2 separate regions of the Mus musculus genome follow, and region 1 is linked to region 2. Evidence: chromatin loops called from intact Hi-C (ENCODE). Cell type or tissue: heart. All regions are shown on one strand. Links, peaks and the distances in the headings refer to the core of each region. The heading gives the core; the rest is flanking DNA.

Region 1 (8,000 bases), core at 1-8,000, 110 kb after region 2:
TCACTGCACATGAGCAGTTCAAGGCCACACTGCCCGAGGCCGACGGGGAGCGGCAGTCCATCCTGGCCATCCAGAACGAGGTGGAGAAGGTGATCCAGAGCTACAGCATCCGGATCAGCTCCAGCAACCCCTACAGCACTGTCACCATGGATGAGCTGCGCAACAAGTGGGACAAGGTGGGCCGCCGGCAGGCTAGGGTGGGGGCGGGGGAGGGAAGGGTTATGTGGGATGGAGGATGACCTAATCCAGCATCACCCTCAGACTTCCCTTCCTCCCAGGTTTTATAGATGTGTTGAATGCAACTCCTGTGATCCCTGAGGAAAAACAATAGAAGTGATTTCCCTTAAAGAAAATATTATAAATTTTGGCAAAGTAAATATTGTTTATGATATTAATACTGTCAGGGAAACGTGAAGGCCCGTGCTGTGCAAGTCTGGGGACCTAAATCTAATCCCCAGAACCTATTTAGAGGGAGAGAGAGAAAAAAAAAACCTTAATGCTCTAGCTTCGGTGTGCACACACACACACACACACACACACACACACACACACACACACACAGAGAGAGAGAGAGAGAGAGAGAGAGAGAGAGAGAGAGAGAGAGAGAGAATATGAGAGTAAAAACAAACTAAACTTTAAAAAGCCAGGCCTGGTAGTACAGGCTTATAGTCCTGTTTGGGAGGCAGGAGACCAAAATTTGAAGGGCACCCTGGATAACAGTTTAAGGCTAACCCAGGCCTTGACTCACATTATAGAGTGAAAAAGAGGATTGAGATAGGCTTAGACGTAGGCCCTAGGCTTAACTCCACTACCAACTAAAAAACTAAAGACAGGATATGGTAAAGTGTGTGCCCCATCTCTCTTTGAACAAACACATTTAAGAGTAGATCTAATGGCAACCCCATGACCTTGAAGTACCCTGAGCCTGTGTGATGATCTTGAGATAGTTGCAGGGGCTCAACTGGCATGTGAATGCCTGGTGGCTGTGTGGCAGCCATGGGTTCTACTGGATCCTGATGCCCACATCCATAGATGAAGGAAATGCTAACTTTCGATCAGGGAGGGTGAAAATAGAGATGCCAGTCTTTCCCACATTCAAGCTGGTGATTGTGCGCTGTGGTCCCAGCCCCTGTGGGCTTGGTGCTGCAGGACAGAACTCCTCATGGAGGAATGGCCCTTGGATAGAATCTTAAATTCCTTGACTGAGCTGTGCTTTCAGCAGTCCCTTGGTGTTATAAGGTAACAGTCAGAACTAGTGCCTTGAGCAGGACTTTCTTTACCCTCTTTTCCCCAAGCCTCTATTCTTGTCTTTCCCACTTACCTCTTCCTCCCTCTCCAAACCCCAGTGGCCTACCATCTGATAGGGAGCTCATCCCATGGTCCCTCCTATGAGACCAGAGATGGCCTCTCATCCTGTTCTCCTTGGGCTGTGACAGGTGAAGCAGCTGGTGCCGGTCCGGGATCAGTCCCTGCAGGAGGAGCTGGCTCGCCAACATGCTAATGAGCGTCTGCGGCGCCAGTTTGCTGCTCAGGCCAATGCCATTGGGCCCTGGATCCAGAACAAGATGGAGGTTGGTAGCACACTACTGGAATCTGGAGTCCTACTGAGCTTCAGAACGGCACACCCCGGCCTTGATTCTGTCTGCACCCCTCACTCCATTGTCTGTGGCTGTCCGTACAGGGCTCAGAGGCACATTTCTGCTGTCCACCCTTGTCAATGACAGAGCTCTTTCTCAGGTGTAGTCTCATCAGGACCTGGATTTTAAGCCATCCATCCCTAATGAGGGAGGGCAGGTGAAGCGTCACACGTACTTTGTGTTTCTAAAACATTCAAGAAACATGGCATTGGAATGGCTCTGAGGATCTGGCTTTTTTAATCGCTTTCAACAACAGCCAAGAGACATTTTCTGTCTCTACTTTGGGATCAAATATGAACTTTATCTTAGAGGTAGAAACACCTAAAGTGATAAGAAATTCTCCCCTGTGGTCTGGTGCCTCTCTGGCAGCTCTGCCTATGCCTGCCAGTCCTGGTGCCCACAGCACAGAGCAGGCCTAGCCTTCCTCAGAACACGTCTCTTCCCCTCGAGAAGGTCAGCAGGACTCCTTCCTTACTCCTGCTTTGGATCATGGTTTTTTCCCCCTTCCATTCTCTAGACAGACATGAACTTAGCCTAATATCGCCCTGTGGTCTTGTCACTAATTTGTCTGAGACATCTAGTGCCTTGGGTTCCCTGATGTAGGGTGGCCATTGGCCCAGGAGCCAGAGGCCCACGCTGTCTGTCTCTGTGCTCACGGGTACCCCACCACCACCACCCCCGAGTCCCCACCTCCATCCCGCTGTCTGCTAAGTGCCTCTCAGCTGCCTGTCTGGGGGACTGCCTCACTCGCTCAGTACCACCTCATGCCCTGCTTGCCCGCCACATACAGGAGATCGCTCGGAGCTCCATCCAGATCACCGGGGCCCTGGAGGACCAGATGAACCAGCTGAAGCAGTACGAACACAACATCATCAACTACAAGAACAACATCGACAAGCTGGAGGGCGACCACCAGCTCATCCAGGAGGCCCTGGTCTTCGACAACAAGCACACGAACTACACCATGGAGGTATGGAGGGCGGGCACACGGGCAGGCTTGACTCACCTCGACACCTCCTCTGCTTGTTTCCTTACGCACATTCCCCTCTCCGTTTCCAGTGAATTCTGTAGGTGTGAATGCAGGGGACAGTTAAGTCTATTTACTGTGTGTGGAAGAGCACAATGAACTGTTACAAGCACTAAACAATAGTTCATTGTCAAAGTTATCCTTATTGTCATGGCGAAGTCATTACACTTCTTTGGAGAGGAACTTAAATTGTCCTTATTTCTTCCTGTTGCTCTTTGGCTAGGGTTGTTGTTGTTGTTGTTGTGACTGTGGATGGTCTCATGCACCCCAGACTCTCGTGGATCTGACCATGTAACTATGAATGGCCTGATCCTCCTGCATCCATTTCTTGGTTACTATGATCACAGACACATATCATGATGCCCGTTCCTTATTAGTGATTTTAAAAATTAGTCCAAAGAGTCAAGACTGTCCCTATTTCCACCAGTCTCCTTCAGTCTGATCTCCCTGGGAGACTTTGGGTATAGCCCAGTGTCCATCCAGCTATTTGGTAAGTGTGAAGATGTCTTTAGTCACAAATAGACCACACATTGAATATTTAATCTACAAAGTATGGGCCAGAAATGTAGTTTAGGTATAGTGTTTGTTTTTTTTTTTTTTTTTTTTTGGTCTAGCATGTGCAAGGCCCTAGGTTTAACCCCTAGTTCCAAGTATATGTAACATAAATAAGAAATACGAATTATGCGAAGTGCCACTTTGTAGATTGTCATTTGTAGAATTCTGGTCTCATTCCTTAATATTTCCCACACTACAGAATCTTGCAAAAGTTGAAACAGTGAAAAAACATTTTTAAGTCCAAGAGAGTCAAGCTGTTGAGACGGCTCAGCAGGCAGAGGCACTTGCTGTGAGGTCTGACAATCTGAGTTGAGTTCTAGGAACCTGTGTCAAAGAGAGACTCCAAAATTTCCCTGTGATCGCTGCACAGGGACTCCCCGCACTGATGCTGCTGCTGCTGCTGCTGCTGCTGCTGCTGACAAATAGAATGAGCGTAGCAAACCTATACCAAGCCCTGCGTATTTCCTGCTCATGATGCACTAAAACCTCCTTGACCTAGTTGACGGCTGGTTCTTCTCCTTGGTAGCATATCCGTGTCGGATGGGAGTTGCTGCTGACAACTATCGCCAGAACCATCAATGAGGTGGAGACCCAGATCCTGACAAGAGATGCCAAGGGCATCACCCAGGAGCAGATGAATGAGTTCAGAGCCTCCTTCAACCACTTTGACAGGGTACTGCTCTCTCTCTAGTTGCGTGAAAGGCAGTTATATCTGGAAAAGCATGCGTACTGTTGCTCAGAGTGCTTTAAGTCACATGTGTACCAGGCTGGCTTTGAGGTCTTTCAGTAACTGAGGGTGACCTTGAGCTCCTGTCCCTCTGCCCCCACTTCCAAGCGATGGGATGGTGGCAGGTGCTTGGCGTCATGCCCAGCTGCTCACTTTAGGTCTCCCTGCTCCACAAAGTTCACAAGGAAACTGGTTGAATGATCCCAAGGGAACTAGCGATCAAACAAGCACTGGTCATGTCACCATGTCACCGTCAAGTGACCTTACATCAAGGCTTTTGCTTTGTTTCCTGGAGTTGGGGATTTAGCTCAGTGGTAGAGTGCATGCCTATCAAAACACAAGGCCCTGGGTTAGGGCCTTAGCAAGGGGGTCGGGAGAAGACAAAAATCTGCAAAAAGAAACAAAGGAACAGAAACAATGTAACTTGCTTTGTTCCTTGTAGATCCTTTAACTAGGACTCTAGTTAATAGCAACAGCTTGGCTGTCTTTAGTGAAAGCACCTGCTTGGTGGTGAAGAGGGCTGGCTGTTCTTGCAGAGGACGTGGGTTCAGCTCCTGACACCCAGTCAGAGGCTCACAATCCCTGTAACTCAGGCTTCTGACCTTCACCGCCCCGTGCATACACCTGGTACACACATGTTCACCCAGGCGTACAAACATAAACATTAAGTAAATAAGTAAACCTGAAACATTCTTAAATGTAGAGAAGGTTTATTTACATTAAGCACTGGAAACAAAGTTCTCCTGGGGTCTGTTGTGGTGAGATCAGATATTTAGATTACTCCCATGTTCTCACTGTACAGCAAGACGGGGCTGGGTGTGCATGCAGGGAGCAGAAACAGGAAGAGCTCTGTGGGTTTGAGGCCAGCCTGGTCTACATAGCAAGTTCAGGCAGGAAGGTGCATAGTGAAAAACCCTGTCTTAAGAAAAGAAAAAGAGACAACGCAGATAGGATGGCAGGGTCATGGAGGGCGTGGATGGAGAGATCCCTCCATGGACCTCTGGGCCGTTGACTATCACAGAGCACAGGTATGGCCAGAGCTGTGTTTCTGAGAAGCTCACTAAGATGAGGGTGGGGGCAGAAGCCAGATGTGGCTGCTGGAGAAAGGAAGGAAGGGGTCTGGAAGGAACTGGGTTCAGGGACAGGAGTGGTGAGACTGAGGGCTTCGTGGGAGGGAGACTGATGAGCGGCAAGGTTATTCCAGCCTCCAAGGGCAAGAGAGGAGGAGTGCTCGTGCGCCATCGCCATCACCATTGCAGGAAAGCTGGCCCTCCTGCCTGGGCAGTGGGAGGCCCGCTTAGTGAAACCAGGCAGTCTGCACATAGTGATCTTCTCCAGCGAGCGGCCATCTGAGAGGAAGAGAGGAGACCTACAGGGCTACTGCTCCAAAGCAGGTGCAAGAGCCAGAGCAGGGGACCAGGGGAGTGCACAGGGGAGCCAAAAGGCAGGATGCAGGGCTGCAGAGTGGCTGACATGGCGAGGGCCAGGCCCTCAGGCCTGAGAGCCAACACTCAGGTTCCATTCACAGAAGACAGAACTTCTACCATTGGCTTTCTAAACAGGTCATTTCCTGAGTGAACAAAATCAACTGAATTGTCAGTAAAGACCTATTGGTGTTTAAATGTTAGCTGTCTCTCTTACAACTCTGAGACATGTACATAGGAACCCTTTTCATCCCAACCAGATTTTTGCATCGGATACCCTGCTTTTACAGAGCTGAGAACACTCTGGAGAGCTTGTCATACAGATGAAGCCATTACATCTGGCCCTGGGTTCCATTCCCAGCGCTTCATCTGGGCAGTAGTTTCCCAGACTGGTTGAGCCATGAGTTTCTCCATTCAGCTCTAGAAATGCTTGCAATATGTGCTGTTATCAATAGGTGGCAGTAGTGAGCTCCTCACTGGCTCCCTTTGCTGCCTTTAGTGTGGGTTCTCTTTTCAGTATTAGTCTTTATTACACCTGCCTCCTTTTCCTTTCCTTCCTTTTATTTTATTTTGCAGTGATGAGGATCAAGCCTAGGACCTCGTGTGTGTTAGGCAATGCTCTCCCACTGAGTGACAGCCCAGTCACCTCTTCTCTGTTAAAGGGATTATTTTATAATATCCTTGTACTGTGGCTTTGTCCTTCTGTAAGTCAGAGGTGACCTCTAATCTTAGCTGGTCACTCTTTCTCTACCACCTTGCTTACTGGGCACTGGGTCAGGCAGAGCTGTTCATCTGGTCCCTAACTGCCTTCTCTCTGTTCTTTGCGTTTGCACAGAGGAAGAACGGCCTGATGGATCATGAGGATTTCAGAGCCTGCCTCATTTCCATGGGCTATGACTTGGTAAGACACAGCCGAACTTCTGCAAAGGTCTGGTACCATACCAAGCCTCGAGTGTGGGGAATCTAGATGTGACACTTTCCTAATTGGTTCATTTTCCTATCACAGGGCAATGCTTTTTGAAAATCTGCTTATTACTATATAAAAATAATGCTACAGGGTTAAAAATGTATTTTATTCAGTACCTGGTAAGGTTTCCTTATGGTGAAAACATTAAGGACATGGGATCTCCTGGTGGTTTTTAGAAGCTGCATTGACATAGCTCACGTATTTCAGTGAAACAACTTAAAATGTTCACGTCAATGACATCTAGTTGCCTGCGTTTTAAAGTGTGTTTTCCCTTGTTATTTTAAAGGATAGAAGAGAGATTTTAATGGCTGGGGATGATAGTGCAAGATTTTAATCTCACCTCTTGGGAGGCAAAGACAGGCAGATCTTTATGAGTTCCAGGACAGCCAGAGCTATATTGGGAAGTCTCTGTTTCAAAAATACAATCAAGAGGGAAGGAGAGAGGGATTGGGGAGGGGGGAAGGGGGAGGGAGGGAGGGGGGAGGTGAGGGAGGAGGAGGGAGGGGAAGAGAGGAGAGGGAGGGAGAGGGGGGGAGGAAAGGGAGGGAGGGGGAAGGGAAGGGAGGGGAGGGGGAAGGGAGAACAGGGAGAGGAGAGGGAGGGGGGAGGGAGGGGAAGGAGGAGAGGGGGAAGGGAAGGAGGGGAGGGGGAAGGGAGGGAAGGGAGAGGAGGGGAGGGGGAAGGGAAGGAGGGGAGGGAGGGTAAGGGAGGGAGGGAGGGAGGACAGATTATAGAAATGTACTGCATTACCCTTTGATGATTACATATTTATCTATTTTCGAAACTATCTTGTTAGATAGCCCAGGGTGGCCTTGAACTTACTGAGATCCTCCTGCCTCTGCCTCTAACCTGAGGCTTAGAGTCCTAGCAGTGTAAGAATAAATCAAATATATAAATTCATAGAACAAGCCAGAATAGCAGGTGACATATTCCTGTAGTCCCAACACTCAGGGTATCTTGAGTGGCCCAGCTGGGAACTCACTGTGTACTCCAGGCTAGCCTCAAACGTGCCATCCTGTCTGTTCAACTTCCTAAATACTAGAACTACAGGTTTGCACCTTGCTTATATATAAAGCACTGGGCTTTTTTTTTCTTAAAGCTTTTTTTGTTTGTTTGTTTGTTTTTCAGTACTGGGGATGTACTAGTCAATTGCTTTAATACTGAGCTGTACTCCCAGTCTTTTTTTTTTTTTTTTTTTTTTTTTTTTTTTTTTGGTTTTCCGAGACAGGGTTTCTCTGTGTAGCCCTGGCTGTCCTGGAACTCACTCTGTAGACCAGGCTGGCCTCGAACTCAGAAATCCGCCTGCCTCTGCCTCCCGAGTGCTGGGATTAAAGGCGTGTGCCACCACGCCCGGCGTACTCCCAGTCTTTATTGAGCATTTAAAATACAACTGCGTTGATTCCTCTGGTAATAAACTGAATAATGAGCACCATCTTACATAGCAATTCCACTTTCCAACTTTGGCTGAGTTACTCCTCCTAATTATGTAATTAGGACTGGCAACATGGGGTACACAAGGGACACACTTCTGATGGGCAGGGGCCTCTGGCTCGATGCTGCAACCACATTTAAAACTGCCGGAAATGGACCTGAGTCACCCACGTGAGGACGCCTTTGCAGAGAGTGAAGAGAACAGCATGGAGGATCCATGACGACGTCAAAC
Region 2 (15,924 bases), core at 4,725-12,724:
GGAACTCACTTTGTAGACCAGGCTGGCCTCGAACTCAGAAATCTGCCTGCCTCTGCCTCCAGAATGCTGGGATTAAAGGCGTGCACCACCATCTCCTGGCTGGGTTGTTTTCTTAATGTTCAGGTTTTTTTTTAAGTTATTTATGTATTTTAGATATATTTAGATATTAGCACTCTATTAGACGTGTAGTTGGTAAGAATCTTTTGCAGTCTGTAGCCTGCTGCTTTGTTCAGATTGATAGTGTCCTTTGACATACAGAAGCATTTCGGTTTCATGTGGTCTCCTTGTTTTTCTTAGTGCCTGTGCTGCTTTCAGTGCTCTGTTCAGAATCCCTGTACCATGGGTTCAAGACTATTCCCCACCTTCTTCTCTCCTCCCAGATTTGGTGTATCTGGCCTTATGTTGAGGTCTTTGATTCACTTAGAGTTGAGTTTTGTGTAGGGTGGTAAGTATGAATCTATTTACAGCCATCCATTTTGACAAGCACCATTTGTTGAAGATGTTGTCTTCCCCCCCCCCCAGTGTGTATTTCTGGCTTCTTTAACAAAAATCAGGTATGCACGGAGTGTGAATTTATGTCTGGGTCTTCAATTCGATTCCATTGATCAACGTGTTCATTTTGGGGCCAATGCTATGCTGTTTTTATTACTACAGTTCTATAGTACAATCGAGGTTAGGGATAGGAAGACCTCCAGCCGTTCTTTTCTTATTCATGGGTGTTTTAACTATCGTGTGTGTGTGTGTGTGTGTGTGTGTGTGTGTGAGTGTGTTTCCACATAAAGCTGAAAATTCCCCCTTTCAAGTTCAGTGAAGAATTGTGTTGGAATTTTGATGGAGATTGCGTTGAATCTGTAGATTGCTTTTGATAGGACAGCCATTTTCACTATGTCAATCCTACCAATCCATGAGCAAGGGAGATCTTTCCATCTTCTGAGATCTTCGTCAATTTTTTTCTTTGGGGACTTGGAATCCTTGTCATACAGGTCTTTCACTTGCTTGGATAGAGTTACACCAAGGTAGTTTGTTATTTGTGGCTATTGTGAAGGGTGTTTCTCTGATTTCTTTCTCAGTTCATTTGTCTATAGGAATGCTATCTTTGTGTATTAAAAATGAATGTATCGCCGGGCGGTGGTGGCACACGCCTTTAATCCCAGCACTCAGGAGGCAGAGGCAGGCGGATTTCTGAGTTCAAGGCTAGCCTGGTCTACAAAATGAGTTCCAGGACAGCTGGGGCTATACAGAGAAACCCTGTCTCAAAAAACAAAAAACAAAAAACAAAAAACAAAAAACAAACCAACAAAAAAAAAGAATGTATCCTGCTACTACTGAAAGTTTATCAGCTTTAAGAGTTTCTTCATAGAATTTTTAGGATCACTTATATATGCAACTTATATTTTCATCCAATAATGATACTTGATGTTTTTCCTTCCTATTTGTATCTCCTTTGTCTTATTGCTCTAGCTAAGACTTCACATGTTATCTTGTTCCTGATTTTAGTGGATTTGTTTTAAGTTTCCACTTAAGATGATATTGACTGTGAGCTTGCTGTTAACTGCCTTTATTATGTTGAGGGATGTTTCTTGTATACCTACTCTCTCCAGTACTTTTATCATGAAGAGGTGTTAAATTTTTGTCAAAGGCCTTTTCTGCACATAATGAGATGATCATGTGTTTTTTTTGTCTTTCAGTTTGTTTATATGGTGGATTGCATCTATGGATTTATGTATGTTGAACCATTCTTGCATTATTGGTGTGAAGCCTATACGATCATGGTGGATGGTCTTTTTGATATGTTCATGTATCTAGTTTGCCTACCTGATCCCTGGCCTGGCCAGTGGGTTTCCAGGGAGTCTTGGGTCAGACAAAGGGATGGGTAAGGAAGGAAGGTTGTAGAAGGTCTGAATAGTACCCTGGGAATCAATATTTTTCTTTTAAACCAAACCTGGGCCAGAACATTGCCTGGGGAGGTAAAAGCACTCACCACCAAGCCTGACGACTTGAGTCAGATCCTGGGACCCACAGCATAGAGGGAAAGAACGTACTCTCACAAGTTGTCCTGTGACACACATATAAACAGTAAACGTTTTTAAAAGGGACCTAGTTGAGGCATAATTTAGAAACAATACATGCACCCATTTCAGTGAAACCATTTGGTGACCTTAGCAAATGGACATGCAGGTGTGACTATGTCCCCAGTCCTAACAGAATTTTAGCACCCCTACAAGTTATTTCTCTGCAGTCACTGTGATGACGTCAACACGGCCTAGCCCCAGGAGTACCAGGTAACCACCACCAAACCTGCTTCAATGTCACTGTGGCAAATGATATACACTGTGGACCACACAGGTGAGGATGGAGGCTCTGCCATCCATTTCTCTCCAGAGATGGGGCTCACCATTGCAATAGCATCAGACTTTCTGTACTTGTCTCCGACTGGAAATGTGGGAAACACAGCTGCTCTTTTAAAGGCTCTCTTGGCAAAGGTCCTGCATTTCTCTCCTTTGGATTAACATAGTCTCTCATCGTTAGCTTACCCTGGTTAAAGCAAACAGTACAGAATAAAAACCACCTTTCATGTATCTCTGCAGACAGTAACCTATGTCTACATGAGGTGTTCACTGCGGAGAACAACAAAAGAAGTCAAATACCGATTATGGTGACAAATTTTTCATAAAATTATTTAAGTAAACATGAAGTTTTAGTCCTTGATAAATATTCTCTTAGGAAATATATCGCAATGATAAATTAGTTTTGTTATTTAATATTGAGACATATGAATTATTTAATATGGCTAAATATTTTTTAACTGCCATATTCTGTTGTTGAGAATTTTACACTAATGTCTGAGTACATTCATAACCATAAGCTGAAAATACATAAGGAAATTGGAAACTGGATGTTTGGGACTTTTTAATAATTTAAAAAATATTTAATTATTAATAATTTATTTAATTAAATAATTCTGACTATGCCTGAATCTGTTATGAAAGGAAGGGTGACTAGTCCCCCAGTCCTTTCTTCTCACTAAGAGCTTCTTATTAAGGGCCTCCCTGAAGCCTGACGCCATGACTGGAAAAGCACTACCCTAGGAACATCTAGCCTGTCTTCTAATTGTGAGGACACAGGAGAAGAGCTGTTTCCAAAACCCTGAAACACATACCCAGTTATTTTTAAACTTTTATTTATGTATATGTGTGTGACTGCATGTGTGTTCATCTGTGTGTATGTGTGTGTATGTATGTTGATTTTTTTGGTTTGATTTATTATTGCTTTTTTGTTTTGTTTTGCTTTGCTTTGTTTTGTTTTGTTTTTTGTTTTCAAGATAGGGTTTCTCTATGTATTCCTGGATGTCCTGGAACTCACTCTGTATACCAGGCTGGCCTCGAGCTCAGAAGTCCACCTGCCTCTGCCTCCCAAGTGCTGGGATTAAAGGCGTGTGCCACCACCACCCAGCATGTATGTATGTATATGTGTGTATGTTTGTGAGTGTGTGTGTGTGTGTGTGTGTGTGTGTGTGTGTGTGTGTGTGTGTGTGAGTGAGTATATGTTTGTAGGGGGAAATTATATGTGTGTGTCTGGGGGTGGGTGGGTGTATGTCTGTATGTCTGTATGGGTGTATGTGTGGGTGTGGATGTGTGAACACTCTCTCGACAGTGTTTGCAAGTGCCAAGGACACAGAAGGAAGGCTGTCAGGCTTGGCCTCCGACACTTGATTACCCACCCAAGTTTATCTTTTGTTGAAAAAAGAAATGGGATTAGCTGGACACAGTGACACTTGCCAGTAATCCCAGCATCTTGAAGGTGGAGGCAGGGGGTCAGGAATTCAAGAACTTCATCATCTACACAGAATGTTCAAAGCCGTCCTGGGGTGCACGAGACTGGATTTATTAGCAAGACAGGGTTTCTCTATATAACCTTGGTTGTCACAGAGATCTGCCTGTCTCTACCTCCCCTCCAGAGTGCTGGGATTGAAGGCCACCACTGCCCATCGAGACTGTTGTTAAAAAGAAATGAAAGGGAGAGAAATGGAAGGGAAAGGAGAGGAGGGAACATGAAGGAAGGGAAGGGGTGAGGGAAGGAAAAGAGATGGAAGAGGGGAGGGGAGGGGGGAAAGAGAAGAATGAGGGAGGGGAGGGGAGGACAGACGGGGGAAAGGAGGTACGGATGTCATCAGCAAAATAAACTCAAAATGCAACGTCTACATCTGGCCACATACTCGAAAGCACTTTGAAAAGTGCTTGAAAACGGGGGAAAAAAAATACAGTGGTTCATATATCAACAAAATATCATGGTCTTAGAAGCAGTGGTTTAAACAAGATCTTAGCAATGAAGCCCAGGGATATCATTTTAATAGCTCTGATCGCTTGTTGCTGTGTGAATTTCTGAACATCAATAAAAAGAATTGAATGGAAAAGCCAAAACAAATCCTTTCTCAACTTTAGGAATATTTAACAAAACAACCCCCCCTGTCTTATGTAGCCCAGGCTGGCCTTGAGTTTTTGATCTTCCTGCCCCAATTTCTAGAGTTCTGGGATTAAAGGCATTTTCAACACACCCACATAATATTTTACTTTTAAAATAAATATTTTAAGTTTTGAGTTTGTTGTTTGTTTTTCAAGAAAAGGATTTGGAAATACACAATTGACAAGAAGCACCTGTTATACTTCTGAAGACCAGCAGGTGACACTAAAGTACCTCTCCCTGGTCTTCCATGTGGAACATAGAATTAGAAATGTATATACTGTTGCCTAAATACTGATTCATTAACCCTGAACATGTTGTAAAAATTTTCTAAAACAATGTTCAAATGCCATTTAGAGAGATACAGGATTTAAAAAATGTTTAGTGGTTCTCAGCTGTTGAGAAGCATTCAGTGATCTGCTTATAAACTCATTAAATTAGCGGTATGGGTAGCCCAAGTCTCTTCTCTTCTCTCTGCCTCATGCTACGCTTATTTTGTTGAATATTTGCCACTTCCGATATTGAAAACTGACATAGATTTTAGGACTAGAATCTACAGATAATAAATGGTTTATTTTATCTGTATTGCATATCTTTAAAAGTTGAGTACAGGTCTGAGGAGATGGTTTGGTAGGTAAAAAATGCTTACTGTGTATATAAGAGGACTTGAGTCTAAATTCCCAGGACCCATGTGGAAAAAAAAAAAAAGCTGTGTATGGTCTTTCAAGCCTGTAACCCAGGACAGAGTCAGTGTAGACAGGAGAATCACTGGGGCTTGCTGGCTGCCAGCCTAGCTCCAGATTCAGTGAGAGACCCTGTCTCAAGGGAATAAGGCAGAATGACATAGCAGGACACTGGATCTCCTCTCTGGCCTACACACACACACACACACTCACACATATACACACAAACATATACACTCACACATACATACACACTCACACACAAACACACAAATACACACATGCATATACACTCGCACATACACAATACATACACACATATACACACATACATATACACTCACACAAACACACATATACTCACACACACATACACACATATACACTCACACATACATGCACACATACACTCACACACACTCATACACACACATACACACATATATACAAACTCACATATACACAGTCACATACACACACATATACACTCACACATACATACACACAATATACTCACACTCATACACACACACATACACTCTCGAATACACACAAACACACATAACAGGTGTGAAAGATATGCATCTTTGTACATATCATGTGCATACTAAACTAGAAAGTGTTTAAGTAGCTTGACAGTGGTGGTACACACCCTTAATCCCAGTACTAGGGAAGCAAAGGCGGACAGATCTCTGTGAATTCCAGGCCAACCTGGATTCTGAGTGAATTCCAAGACAGCCAGGGCTACACAGAGAAACCCTGTCTCAAAAAAGCAGAAAAAGAAAAAAGAAAATGTTAAAGAAATAAAGTATATAAGTGATATTTATTATTTACTATTTAATAATATTACTGAAAGTAATATTCCTTGTTCCTGACAAAGACATTTTAAGACAATATCAATAATGTTTTAGGCATTACCACCCTTTAGGAAACAATTTGGAAACATGTGTCTGGAACTTGATATATGTGCATTCCAGTTAATGCACTCATTCTATTTCTGGAAGTCTTTAACAAGCTGACATTCCAGAGCCAGGAACAGACCATTATCATCCTATTGTGTGGGATGGCAGACTTTTTTTTCTTTTTTAATTATAGGGGTTGAAGAGAGGGCTCAGTGGTTAAGAGCACTAGCTACTTTTTCACAGAATCTGGGTTTGTTTCCCAGAAGCCACATAGCAGCTCACAACCTTCTGTAACTCTAGTTCCAGGGGAATCCAACACAGGGGATCTTATGGCCTTTGTAGGCTCCCGGCATACAAGTGGTACACACACACACACACACACACACACACACACACACACACACGCACCACAAAGACAAAATGCTCATACACATAAAATAAAAACCTACAGTTATATATTGTTAAGTATAAATATAGGTAATAGAAATACATATTTCTTTTCTTTTTTTGGATGGGGGCAAAGCTTTACTATGTAGCCCTGACTGTTCTAGAACTCACTATGTAGGCAAGGCTGGCCTTGAACTCACAGAGAACCACCAGCCTCTGCTTCCCCAAGTGCTGAGATTAATGGTATGTACCACCATACCATGTGTGTGTGTGTTTCAAAAACTGTAGTTTGATAACTTTAAACAAAAGCAATTAAAGGTATTTTTCTTCCTTTTTTTTTTTTTTTTTTGAGACAGGGTTTCTCTGTGTAGCCCTGGCTGTCCTGGAACTCACTTTGTAGACCAGGCTGGCCTCGAACTCAGAATTCTGCCTGCCTCTGCCTCCGGAGTGCTGGGATTAAAGGCGTGTGCCACCACGCCTTTAGGTATTTTTCTAAGTTATCCAAGCATATCAATAACTTTTTGTATATTGTGTCATTTTCTGTTGTAAATCAACCTCTAAGATTTTAAAGCTTAATATGCACTGTTAAGTTTTTCCCCTTAAACAACTACATGTAAGAAACTTACTAGAGACAACATACCAGCACTTCAATAGAGCATTTTTCTTCTCACGATATGTGAATGGCATGTCTTTCTGAGGAGAACAGTTGCATCCTTTGAAGAAGGCTCTTAGTGCTGGGGGTCAGTTTTCTACGGATAAGGAGCCAGGGAGCGGATGGCATCCTGCTAAAGACAGGATGGGAAACACCACAGTAACAGAGTGCTTGCCTAACATGTGCAAAGCTATGGGTTTAGGTGTGCTTGTGTGCATGCATGCATGCATGCATACATGTGTGTGCACATGTTAAACATTGGGAAATCTTACATTCAGTATCTCAGAGAAGCTTCCTGAAAAAAGAAAAAAAAACAGTATTGTACAGGCAAAATTGTTAAGCTTGTTTTGTTATTTATTTTGTGTGCATGGGTGTTTAGCCTGTGTGCATATCATGTGAGGTACCTGGTGGCTTCAGAGGCCAGAGGAGGTCATTAGATTCCCTGGTTTGGAGTTATAGAGTAAGCCACCACGTGGGTGCTGGGAATTGAACCGGGGTCCTCTGGAAGAGCAATCAGTGTTCTTACCTGCTGAACCATCTCTCCAGCATATATTATTTTTAATTATGTGTGTGCATGAGGTAAGACTGTGCACTGTGTGCATGTGAGTATTAGTGTCCAAGGTTCGAGACATCAGATCCCACATCCAGCCTGTCTCAGGGAGCTGGAGTTGCAAGCAACTGCAAGCTGTTCCAGTTGATGCTGGGAACTAACCCAGATCTTCTTCAAGAGCAATACATGCTCTTAACTTCTGAGCTACCTCTCCAGCCCTGAAAGGACTTTTATTTTTGTAAATTGCCACTTCATTTGGGTAAGGTGGTGCATGGCTTTAATCCTAGCACAGATGAAGCAGGGACAAGTAGGTCTCTATAGCTCTCTGTAGGCTTTTATTTTTCAAAAGCTACTTAATAAGGGTTCTTTAACCCTTTAATGATTTAGCCTACCTTCTAGCCCACCACCCACCAGAGGTAGTGGACAGGAAAGGTAAACAGGGCAGAGGAGGATGTGGACCTGTTTAGAAATAGTTCATTGAGGCTATTCCAGTCTTCATTGTCAGGATAGCAGCAGTTCACACAGTGAACTTGATCCACTTGCAGGCAATAGCTGTTCAATCTAGAAGAAATCGAAAGGCTCTTCCAATCCCCCCGAGTCCAAGAAAGTGGCAAGAAGCTGCCGGAGCACCACCAGAAGCTCTTTGGTGGTGTTTCTCTCTACACAGTCACGACAAAACAATGATCATTGAAGAAGGCAAGGTGAACCAATGCCACAGCATCGTCAGCGAAGACCAAAGTATGGCAAGGCCACACTGTATCAGCCACTGTCTGTTGGGTTATATTTACACCCTTTCCAAACATCATGTGTTCTCTCAAGCATCTTCCCTAGCAAAAGAGCACACACCCTTTTTTCAGGCAGCTTCCAGGAAAACACCACATTTCTGTTCTCAGTAAAACATTCTCCCACGTGTCTGCTTCAGCAAAAAACCCTCTCATAAGACAGTTTCCAGAAAAACATTACATGACACAACTGAGTCTCCAAAGAAACCAGAAATTTCCACTTCAAATCTCTGTGAATTCAAGGCCAGCTAAAGCTACATAGTGAGATTCTGTTTTAAAAGGTAAGAAAGTAAATAAATAAATTAATTTTTCTTATTTTTTGTTTGTTTAAAAGATAGATTTATTTATTTTATTATATGTAAGTACACTGTAGCTGTGTTCAGACACTTTTTCTTCACTCTCTGGCCCTGCCTGCTCCCGCCCCACTCACTCTGGCCCAAAGATTTATTTATTTATCATATGTAAGTACACTGTAGCTGTCTTCAGACACATCAGAAGAGGGCATCAGATCTCATTATGGGTGGTTGGGAGCCACCATGTGGTTGCTGGGATTTGAACTCAGGACCTCCAGAAAGAGCAGTCAGTGCTCTTAACCACTGAGCCATCTCTCCAGCCATGTTTGTTTGTTTTTGATTTTCAAGATGGTGTTTCTCTGTCTAGCCCTGGTTCTCCTGGAACTCACTCTGTAGATCAGGCTGGCCTCACATTCAGAGATCCCTTTGCCTCTGCCTCCCAAGTGCTGGGATTAGAGGCATGTGCCATTACTGCCCTGCTGACAAATCACTTTTTAGAAGAAAAATCTAAAGATTTTATGTAAAGATTTCTAAAACTCTAAAAAGATACCAGAAAAGGGAATGTGAAACAAAAACTACTGGGAAATAAGAACCCTCTGAGAGCTATTGAGGTTGTCGCTCTCTGGTGCCTGTACTTATAGGAGAGGGCTGGCTTCATGGAGGGAATCAACAGACCTGTAAATCCAACTGAAAGCTCAGAGACAATGCCAGCAGGGCCCATCAATCAAAACCATCTTCTCCTGGCAGACTTCCCATAATGATGTCATAATCTTTTCTCTCCCTTTAAGGCTAATCAGAAGTTTGATCAGCATTAGAATGGGCCTACACATCCAAACCTTAGCCAGAAGAGATGGCTTCCTAGGAGCACTTACTAACATTTATAACCAAGTCTTTGGCAAGTGATGGATTTTGCAACATACCTCTTCAGTGTGATACTTAGGTTTGTGTTGCTCCATAGTAAGCAGAAAAGAAGGGATGGGGATAATTCTCTCTCTCTCTCTCTCTCTCTCTCTATCTCTATCTCTTGGGGTGTTGATGGTGGGCAAGGGGGGAGGGGGTGATAAAAGAGCTTCATTTGCCCAGGCTGGTCTCAAACTCACTGTGCAGCTAAGTGAGGCTGGTTTTGAACTCCGGACTCTCCTTGCTCTACCTCCCAAGTACTGGCACTCCAACAAGTACAGACCTGGGTATTTGTTTATTTTTAATTTAACTCTTCCCATACTCTGTCCCCTTTCCTTAAATCTTCTTTTGTCTATGGACCCCGTGTCTCAGAGCTCCTGCTTGGTAAGTCATTCTCTTAGCATAGTAATGTGACCACATCCCATGGCTGTGATTTTCTTTCAGCTGCCAGCATACTGTCTTTTGCTTCTTTGTTTAGCTTAATGATGAATTTACTTCTTGTTGTTGTTTTGTAAGGCTGTCTTTTTATGCATCCTAGGCTGGCCTTAAAATCATGATCCCACTGCCTCAACCATCCAAGTTCTGGGATTAAAGGCATATACCACCACTGCCACCAAAAAGTAGGTTTACCTTTTAGTCACTGTCTTAGTCAGGGTTTCTATTCCTGTACAAAACATCAGAACCAAGAAGCAAGTTGGGTAGGAAAGGGTTTATTCAGCTTACACTTCCACATTGCTGTTCATGACCAAAGGAAGTCAGGACAGGAACTCACACAAAAAAAGAAAGTTAGCTGAGTATGCCTCTAGCCAGCAAACATAGTTCTCTATGGTTTCTGCTGTACTTCTTCAGCTATAAAGTGAGTTCCTTGGTCAGAGATAATGGAACATCAAACAGGTCTGTATGACCAGCCATTTTTAGTGAACCCTGGCCTAAAGATTTCAGAAAAAACTAAAAGCCATCAGCACTATCATAGCATTCCTTCTGTAATGGTTTGTATATGCTCAGCCCAGGGAGCGGTACTATGAGAAGGTGTGACCCTGTTGGAGTAGGTTTGCTACTGTGGGTGTGGACTTTAAGACCCTCATCCTAGCTGCCTGGAAATCAGTATTTTGCTAGCAGCCTTCAGAGGAAGATGTAGAACTCTCAGCTCCTCCTGCACTATGCCTGCCTGGATGCTGACATGTTCCTGCCTTGATGATAATGGACTGAACCTCAGAACCTGTAAGCCAGCCCTAATTAAATACTGTCCTTATAAGAGTTGCCTTGGTCATGGTGTCTGTTCACAGCAGAAAAGAAAACCCTAACTAAAACATCTTTTTCCCCTTTAGCACATGTCACTCAGCACACTAAATGTACTACCAGACTTGTTTACCATCTGTCCCTCAATACAAAATATAAGCTCTATGCATGCAGAGATCAATGTCTGCCTTTTTCTGTGTCACTTCTGCAGTTTCTGGAACATGTACTGATATATATCAGGTAGTCAATAATTATTCTTTGGATTTCATATCAAGTTGACAAAAGCATTTTATTTTTCCATAGTACAATCCCTCGATACTCTTCCCAGATTGACAAGATGGCACTAAATTACAGAGATGACTCACAATTCTGTATTAATGCTTCAGCCCTTTTAGCAACAAGCAGCAAGTTCTTGATGCTAGGAGAGTAAGACAGAAGGAGCTAGAAAAACAGGGGGGATCCAATGCACAGTCAAAGATTCCACAAGTTCATTTAGAAGTCAATTGATTGGACCTCCTTAAGTTACTTTCAGAGCACTGCTGGGTACAAAGGGGAAACTTCAGAAAAGCCTGAGAAGACTGCAAGGTGCCAGAACCTGAAACCAGATCTGCCCCATGAGAAAGGCTAGGCCTGGAAGGACAGGAACAGGTCCTTTGAATGCCAAGGGCATTCAGTGCATCTGAGGATATGTTGTACTGAAGACAGGGACATCAGAGAGGGTTATAGAGGGCCCAGAGGAAATGATGTAACTCTGTGAGGAAGTAGACATCAAGCACTCACTATCTAAGAGTGACGATAATTAGAAGATAAGCTTGTCAAAAACACCAAAAAGAGACATAAAGAGAGGATGCTAAGTATGTAGCTCAGTTGGTAGAGTGCTTGCCTAGCATGTATGAGACTCAGAATACAGTCCCCATCCCTGCATTTAACAGGCATGTTAAATGCACACCTAAAATCCAACACTTGGGAGTTAAAGACAGGAGGATCCAAAGTTCAAGAACATCTTTAGCTACATAGTGAGTTTAAGGCCAGCTTGGGATACACGGAACCCTAACAAAAACCAAAAACAAACAGAACAAAAATATATGAGGATGAGCTAGAGGATATGGAAAATTGTTATATATAAAGTTTATATATGTGATAAATAACTCATAATGAGAATATTTTAAAAGTTGTTCCAAAACTACATATATTTATATGTGTTACAGTTTTACTGCTGAGAACAGACACCATGACCAAGGCAACTCTTAGAAGGACAACATTTAATTGGGCTGGCTTACAGGTTCAGAGGTTCAGTCCATTATCATCAAGGCAAGAACATGTCAGCATCAAGGCAGGCAGAGCTGAGAGTTCTACATCTTCATCTGAGGGCTGTTAATGGAAGACTGACTTCCAGGCAGCTAGGATGAAAGTCTTAAAGCCCATGCCAACAGTGACACATCTACTCCAACAAGGCCACACCTCCAAATAGTGCCACTCCTTAGGCCAAGCATATTCAAACCATGGCAGTATGTGTATGCAATATATGCATGTGTATGTATGTATGTATGTATGTATGTATATGTGTCTATATGCAAGGGGGTGTAGTAAAGAAACTACAAAATGGCTACTCTGTTATTAGGGTGGAAGGTTTTTTTTTTTTTTTTTTTTTTTTTTGTCCTGGTGCTGGTATTTTATTTCTTTGTGTACATTAGGCCATGAATTCGTATGGAATGGGCTCCAACAGCTCAGGCTCTTTTCCGTTAGTCCTCACAAAGTGTGCTTCTCTGGGTGGCACAGGCTGGTGCTTCAGCTGCACCCAGGTGCCCTTCTCTTTGGCTTCCTTTTTCTTCTGGTCCTTCTCCTTCACCTGCTTCAGGAAGCTGTCTCTGCTCTTTGAGTGCTTGATATGCTCAATCCATACGTTGATCCTCTTGGCCAGAATTTTGCCCTTAACCTGCTTGTTAACAATGATGCCCACGGCATGCTGGGTGACATTGTAGACTCTTCCGGTTTTGCCGTGGTAGCACTTATGGGGCATTCCTTTTTGAACAGTGCCCGCTCCCTTGATGTCTACAATATCACCCTTCTTGTAGATTCGCACGTATGTGGCCAAAGGAACAATGCCATGTTTCCTAAAAGGCCTAGAGAACATGTACCAGGTGCCTCTCCTCTTTCTCTTTGTGTTCGTCATTTTGGCAAGTTACTGGAAGATGGCTGCGGCGGCAGGGTGGAAGGTTTTATTGTGAGTAAGAGAGAGACAGCATCCAGAGGTTTCTGGAAGAGTCCAGAGCAGAGAAAATAAAAAACCAGACTGGACATGGCTAGGGCTAGGAAAGTGGGGCATGGAAAGATATGAGGTACAAAGTGGGTGAGTAGCTGTGGGGAGGGAAGTCTGTGAGCTAGAGCAGGCCTGGGAGTATAGGAAAGAAGTGGTGGGGCTGGTGAATAGGGACTACAGGAGCCTGGAGGCTAGAATGGACTTCGATGTGCTGATAGGCACCACAGTTATATGTCATTGGAGAGCCATATATTTCTTCTGCCAGAGGCGAGGAAAGTGATTCCTTTTGTCAGTTAGAAAAAAGTTCCTGGGGAATGTTGGCTTTTAACAAACCACCAGAAATCCTTCTATAGTCCATTTTGAGCTCAGTTCTGCATACATGCATTTCCCAAGACCTAATCAAACACGCTCATTTCTACACCAGAAGAAAAATGAGCACAAACCTGAACTGTCATTAAAGCAACAACAGTGATGTTATCCACATTAGGGGTAGCCTATCAATCAAAGCCATTGTGAGGTTTCGCCACACAGTACCAGCAAGGCTGATACAAGAGAGACTGTCAGGGTCTGAGGGTGGACCTCAGTGCTCATCTAGCATGCATGAGATCTTTAGTTTCATCCCCAGTAGGGGCAGAGAGAAAGAGAGGACAGGAGAGAGGAAGAGACAGACAGACAGACAATCATGATTAGGAGCTAGGCATAGTGGCTCACATCTTTCATCTCAGCACTCTAGAGACAGAGGCAGTAGATCTTTGTGAGTTTGAGGCCAACCTGCTCTACATATAAAGTTCCAGACCAGCCAGGACTGTACATAGTGAGGCCCTGTTCAACAGAAAAAAAAAAAAAAAACCAAACCAAATCAACCAACCAAAACAAAAAAGCAAAAACAAACAAAAAACCCACCTAATATACTGCTGGTACAATATTCTATTAGGACAGATACACCATTAAATTATTTTACAATTATTTAAACTCTCAGGTGCACTGTTCAAACAGAAATGCCCAAGAAGACCCACAAGAGCATCGTTTGTAACATCTTAACCCAGAGCCAAGCCAGATGTCCAGCAGATGGATGGACACATGTGCTGGGAGTGCCACTCATTGGAATCCTGCTCAGCCATGAACCAAGTCTTGCTCTGCACTATAAAAAGACCTTCATGAGCATCCTGGTGAGCAACAGGTGCCAGAGACAGAAGAATGAGCATGCTGTGATTCTACACATATCATGTGGTCAAAGGTTGCTGGGATTAGTGCCTCTTAGGGGAACTAACCTGTGCAAAAGGGGTAAGAAGATACTGGGCAGGGCGAGGGGTTTCTGGGCTCATCTGATAGCTTATCTCTAGATTTGGATGATAAAGTGTTCTCATTTTGTGAAAAATATCTTCAAGCTATGCATTCTACTCTTCTATACACAAGGTATATACTAATAGAATACTATTTTTTTATTTAAAGAGAAAGAAAACAGAGCCATCCTTAAGCAGTGCATTGTAAATAGCAAGACTCAGATGCCAGGAAGAAGATGCAGGAATGAAAAGTAGCTTCAGGCAAAAGTGACCCACAAGAGTTCCGAAGTACCATAGCCCAGGGAAAATGACACCACACGGGAGAACGGAGCAAATGGCGTTAGCAAGACAACCAGCTCGGTCGTAGAGCTGCGTCTACCATCTACTGCTCTATCCCTGTCCCTCAACAGCACAGCTTGGATCTCAGCTACCTTGGTTGCAAAATAGAAATAATATCGAGCTCCCAAGATTTGTCTGATATGGAGAATGAGTTTACCAAGCATTAGCTATGGCAATAGTCACTTCAACAGAAGTGTTGGTCCCATGAACAATATGGAAACCCATAAACACAGAACAGGAGTCAAAGGTAAAGCTGAAGACACATTAAGAGGAGCTCAAGTATGTTTCTGATTCCTGGACTTACGATGCTCCAAGTTTAGGACAGAGACTCAGCAAAGGTATCAGGACAGAGGAGAGGATGGGGAAAGAAGCATGCCAAGACAAGAAAAATTATTATGTTTCATATTTATGGGCAACTCACAGGAGCATAAGAAATAATAAGCAGTTGCTGTGTTAGGTTTGGAGTTGGTTTGTCATGTTATGTTGGGTGGTTAATGTTGTCAGCTTGACAGAATCACCTGGAAGATGGGCCCCTGGCTGTGCTTGTGGGGTACTGTCTTGATTGTGTTCCACTGAGGTGAAAGAAGCTGCCCACTTTGGGTGGCATCATTCCCTGGCTGGGAACCTGGATCATACAAATGGAGAGAAGAAGCTAAGCCATGGCATGCATTCTCTGCTCACTCTTCTGACTGTGGACATAACACGACCAGCTGCTTCAAGCTCCTGCCTTGCTGTGATGAACTGGACCTTGAAAGTGTCGGCTAAAACAAACCCAGTCTCCCTTAAGATGCCTTTTGCCAGGGTGCTTTATCTAAGCAACAGAAAGGTAAGACAGCTTCCATAGTTAACTGCCATCAAAATGAGCAGCTTCCAGTGAGCAGCTGCTAAGGAAAATTCAGCACATGTGCAATGGCTGTGAGTCAGGGAGGAGGAGAGGTTGGGGTGAGAGGGCAGAACAGTGAAGAAGAACTGAACATTCGAAGCTGGAAGAAGTGCAGCAAGTGTTGGCTGGCGGCCCTAAGTCCTGTACTGTATCAGACTGGTGCCTGATATACTGGTGAACTTTGCAAGGAGATTTCCAGCACAATGTGGAAAGTACGGGTTGCCACATTGTTACTGCCCATGATACGATAAAGGAGAGAGATGTGCTAAAGAAAGAACTGCCGTGCTACTGTGATCAGTACCTGACAAGA

What was found. Peaks named below come from ENCODE experiments on the same cell type or tissue, not always from the same donor. Only the 100,000 strongest peaks of a DNase experiment are listed, where the experiment ranks them.
Region 1: it touches region 2 in a loop (3-fold over the local background); 3 of 42 quality-filtered maps call a loop at or near these places.

What each region holds. Positions count from the first base shown.
Region 1 is chr13:12,270,970-12,278,969 of GRCm38, reverse strand. Actn2 (actinin alpha 2) reads left to right here. Exons shown (of 21, transcript NM_033268.4): 15 at 1-176; 16 at 1,437-1,571; 17 at 2,428-2,607; 18 at 3,746-3,892; 19 at 6,206-6,271. Among named protein-coding and RNA genes, the nearest start is that of Mtr, 17 kb to the right of the region's middle. In heart, for the core only: a CTCF peak has its summit at 5,825; a DNase peak (open chromatin) is centred at 4,019; H3K27ac peaks cover 2,070 bases.
Region 2 is chr13:12,375,256-12,391,179 of GRCm38, reverse strand. It overlaps the pseudogene Gm5445. Among named protein-coding and RNA genes, the nearest start is that of Heatr1, 12 kb to the left of the region's middle. In heart, for the core only: no CTCF peak of the experiment used is centred there; no DNase peak of the experiment used is centred there; H3K27ac peaks cover 1,878 bases.